2 separate regions of the Mus musculus genome follow, and region 2 is linked to region 1. A link is a loop called in an ENCODE intact Hi-C map of the cell type or tissue named here. Cell type or tissue: gastrocnemius. All regions are shown on one strand.

Region 1 (2,500 bases):
CAGCTCCGCAGGGGTCATCCCTTTAATGGAAGGATGTGCTCAATTGACAAGTCCTCCCTAATGCACAGGCTGATCGATTTCACTAACTGCTGCAGGTCTAAGCTTTTTTATAGTGACTTTTTCAAGAGATCACAAACACAGGACAGTTTAACTTCCCAAGATATAAGTATGAAACTTTTAGATAGCTCAGTAATACTAGAAGTGAATGCCAAGGATGTATTTATGAGGCCAAAGCTCACACAGCACATCATGCTGTTAAAGAAAGGAGGTAGGGACAAATAATTCATTAGAAAATATTCATACTTAATTTCCACTAAGTTATATCTGAGTTGAGCCTCACTGACTAATGCATTTCAAAGGAATATGTGTGCATAAATCAGGGTGTGAAGAGTAGCTTTCTTCAAACTCAAGGCAATCATGGTGATTTGGGCAGTGCAATTTCTAGATGGACATAAAGCTACCCTTGCAGTGATGTTTGGTTCACTGAATCCAGACCAGACACTTGCATTCATAAGCTTTTCCACTTACCCACACATCTAGGGGCACAACAGTGCCTTTGACTCAATGATTTTTACACCAAAGCATCAGTATCAATTTAAAAGTATCTATTTGGAAGTCATTGAAACCCTAGGAGATTGGACCAGACTTTCTGATAATTAAAGAAACAAATACAAAGCAAGTAGGTTTTGCCAGTAGGAAAACATCCATTAAAATTACAGTGGTCAGGGTAAATTGGTTCTGAACTTATGTATCAATCTTGGCATATTCTTTAAAATATTCTTTGTTCATTTGTTTATTCCTATGTATGGAAAACAGAATCTAGATACATTCTAGATAGAATCTAGTGTAGACATTCTTGTGAGAGAGATAGGTCTACTTTCCACGTTGTATTAACCAGCGATGCTTCTTTAGGGCTTGCTGGTGTTGCACTATGGCCTTAAAGCTAAGTGTAAGATCAACTATCTCCCCACAGGACCTCATCCCTGGGAGATTCAAAGGCTATATGAGGTCTATGGGATTTCTTATTTGGTTTGAAGAATCCAGGTCGGGATTGCATACTAACAAAGGGCTTCAGAGTTCTGAGCTTGGCTTGCCTACATATTTGCTGTAGGGTTGTAGGCAAGCTAGCATCTGAGAATAATTTCTCTTTTAGAGCCATCTGAGGAATTAAGCTGATTAATGCTCTCCTGGCTTATAGCTAAATGGGTAGTCACCCCTCCCATTCTCATGTAAACTGTTTACATGGAAGGAAGGTAGTGGATATTTATACACAGCAGACTAACAATTTTCAAGTATTATCTCTTTAATTCTTGCAAAAGCCCTGGGAGACAGCTGGTCTTCAGTTGTCACAGGGGACAGGAGCCAACACAACATAGTGAGGGCCAGTAGGAAATGCTGTGAATTGGGCAGGGGTTACCATTGTGGACTTCAGTTAAGTGGTTCATGAATCTATAATATCATAAAGATCATATGGAGAAAGTTTTAGTCAACTCCTCTGATCCGATAGTCATCAAAAAAAAAAAGTATAAGGGGAAATAAAACCTTTGAAACACTGCAGTGAAAAACAGATCTATGTTTCACGATATTTTAGAGCAGCTCTGGATATACTGCCAGGGATGAATTTTTCATGTGTTGTCAAAGCACCCATGTTCGGAGCGCATTTTGTTCTAGCAGTTTTGTAGTGTCACAGTTCGGTACCCTGATGTCAGCACTGAGAAGGGTCAGTTCTGCCTACTCCTTGCTTGCCCACAGAGCAGTGAGTTGCCTGCTGGTAATAGCAGAGCTCCATGCCAGCTATTACCTAATAGCAAGGGGAGAGCACACACCTAAGGATAAAGAAGGGCACACATATTTCATGGACTTTGGCTCAAAGAAGAACTCGGTATGAAGAGGCTAGTTGGCTAAAGAACGAGTGTCTATAGTGGTACCTTAAGGAGGAATTGCACAGTGAGCACCTCTTCTAGAACCAGCTCCAAGGCTTTCCATAGTGCCTGCCCTCACACTGCTTCTCTTCCTGTCCATGGCCCAGCCTCTGCAGCCAGACCTCTCCAGCTCTCTCTGCTGAGACCTGTACATACGCCTCCAATCTCTCTCCTCTCCAGGATTTTCTAAACCAAAAATCTCCCTTTAATCTCTACAGAAACCCTATGGATTTGGGATTCAGTTGCCAAATATTTTAATCAAAGCAGGTTTGTCTTTTCTTCTTTGTATGAACTTTGACAACTACCATACAAACTGTTATAGTTAGATTGTTTCACATAGGTTAGAGGCACATAGACTAAATTTTCAAATTTGATACATATGCAGTTAGAGTCAAGAGCTCCGGGGTACTGGTTAGTTCATAACGTTGTTCCACCTATAGGGTTGCAGATCCCTTTAGCTCCTTGGGTACTTTCTCTAGCTCCTCCATTGGGAGCCCTGTGATCGAACGCCAGGGCCAAAAAGGGGGAGTGGGCGGGTAGGGGAGTGGGGGTGGGTGGCTATGGGGGACTTTTGGTAT
Region 2 (2,500 bases), 660 kb before region 1:
ACTGGATGAAAGCAAGAAGTGGGAAGAGGGTACTCGTGCAGTAGTAGTGCTGAAGAAAGATGGAATGTTTAAGTACTTGAACTAAACAATGCACACCAGGCTATTGGTCAGTATGTAATTTGAATCCAGGACTATCGGAGTTTAAAGACCAGGGTCATGCCCTATACCATAACTCCTAAGGAGTTTGAATTGTATCCCCTATGATGGCCTTTATAGACAAAAACATGTTTGGTGGCTGAATAGAGAAATCACTATGAACACTAATAATGCTAATTTCCTTTACACAATACATTAGATGCAGAAGCTGTATGAAAATGAACAAACTGTATACTCCCACTGGAAATACCAGTCTTCTTGTGATGCCATTCTGAGAGGCTGCAGGTCACTTAGTCTACTCCTAGGCAAGACCACAGTCAAGCATTCCAATGCAAAATTCTTCCCACGTGCATGTCTACTGGCTAATGAGTACCCCCCCCCCACACCCACACCTATAGTTAGGTCAAGAGGCTGGTATGTAACCTGGATCCCATGATGCAGAGAAAGGCAGCCTATTTTGTTAAGCATTTTGGGGACACATACTAGACAATGTTGCCCACACTATTGCTCATTTAAATTAGAAAGATGGAGAGAGCTTCATTGTCTGGCTTCTTAGCTTCTCAATAGAAATTCTTGTCCTGAATTTTGAAGACAATAGGAAGTATTTGGCTTCTTGTTCCTATTCCCTGTTATTTAAAAATGTGATTTGTTTTCTTTTACTTTCTTAAATACACTAACGAACAAACTCATCTTCCATGTCAAACACCAGTCAGCTATTTCCTTACAAGCAGGATATATACTCTGTCAGTGCTACCTGTGTGCACACAGCTACCTCCAGCACTCCCAATATATTTTCAAGATGAATGTTTTAGGAACCTTGGCAACTTCCTCTACCAATGTTGTCAGTCACAGAGGAGGCTCCTATTCACTGTCAACAGTACAAAATGAGATCATGTAAATTATAGGGTCCCATTTATATTTATTTTATTTTCTATTACCTAGATTTAAAATTACACATTGGGATCTTGAAGATTGTAGAGAAATTACCAAGCACTCCTCGGGCACATTCTTTTTTTTTTTTTTTAAGGAAAACAGTGTGAAAATTGTTCCCATGGATGGAAATTGCAAGTTTACACCCATGGCTTTAAATAGGAATTACAGGTGAAAAGTCCATATCTAGCATGTTCTACAATAGAGCATTCAGGGATGTTAACTCTCCAGGGAAGAGGGCTGAAATTCTTCATCTGACCACCAGAGGGTGATAGAGTGTGCACAATGATGCTTCAATGCCTTTTCTGCTAGGCTGCCAAATCTGCTGTACACTGACTAGGAAATGACAAATTAAAGAATGGGTCAGGATAATGATAAATTTTATCAAAATAGTTGCATAAGGATATGTCAAAGATAGTGTTTATAATATAAATATTAGTAACAGAATAAAACCTGGTACCATACAGTGTTGATTATTATGTAACTCTGAAGTTGTGATATCTTTTCAAATGCAAAATCATACAAAAATATACATCTGATTATTTACAGTTAAAAACTATGTTTCAATTGTATGACCTGGCCTTAAATTAAAGGTTTGTCTCTCAGAGTCAATTTATATTAACTTTCTGAATGAAAAAAACCCACCAACAACAACAACCATATTTTAGATGGACAGAATGATATAATTGTTTTTCTGAACTGCTCTTAGGGTTTAGCCACAAAATGTACACAAAAGAAGCCACACCATTTCTCAAAACACAAAAGCAGCACAGGTAAACAATGGGACATGGAATATAAATGAAGTAAGAGAATGAAAACCAAAAAGCAGATGCCAGCGTAACTGTGAATACAGACATGGAGCAAGTCCAGACAGGAAGGATGCCCCAGGGTTCCTCTGAGCACTGTCATCATCCTGACATACTACACAGATGTGCTGTACCAGGACACGCCCACTCAGTATGTAATGATAGAAGATAAATGGTGCTAATTCCAGGGGCTATAAACAGGCAAGCACCCCTATCCTCCTCATTGGAGAACTAATGGCTGCTGTGTGGGACACTCTTTCTGATGGTCCTCATCTATATTGAAAGTCTGTAAGACTGTAAAATTAGAGAACAGAGCATGCTATCTATTTGGTATCTGGATCTGTGTTCACTTGCAGACACTGAATGTCACTAAAGACTGTGAAGTTTAATAATGTTCAAGTCAAGGCCTCAAGCCTGTGATTTCCACCCATGTTAAACTATGACATCTTTATTTCCCCGTCATTGCTTCAGTGATTTCAGATGTTCACGGGCCTGGGAGCTTTCTCAAGCAGACCCTTGCAACTGAAACAAACAAGCAAACAAACAAACAAACAAACAAGACATAAATTGTGTTCTGAGTAACTGATGATCACTGCAGAATCAACAGCATTAATTGCTCGGACAATTAATTAACCCCTTCTGCACTTTCCAAAAGGTTATATGTGAAC

The links. A loop is a pair of places that touch in the nucleus more often than their neighbours do. Peaks named below come from ENCODE experiments on the same cell type or tissue, not always from the same donor. Only the 100,000 strongest peaks of a DNase experiment are listed, where the experiment ranks them.
Region 2: it touches region 1 in a loop (2.7-fold over the local background); 25 of 42 quality-filtered maps call a loop at or near these places.

Annotation. Positions count from the first base shown.
Region 1 is chr4:85,153,416-85,155,915 of GRCm38, reverse strand. No RefSeq gene overlaps it. Among named protein-coding and RNA genes, the nearest start is that of Sh3gl2, 51 kb to the left of the region's middle. In gastrocnemius, no CTCF peak of the experiment used is centred here; a DNase peak (open chromatin) is centred at 1,376.
Region 2 is chr4:85,818,155-85,820,654 of GRCm38, reverse strand. It overlaps a transcript of Adamtsl1 not described here. Among named protein-coding and RNA genes, the nearest start is that of Adamtsl1, 230 kb to the left of the region's middle. In gastrocnemius, a CTCF peak has its summit at 1,291 (motif pointing right); a DNase peak (open chromatin) is centred at 1,293.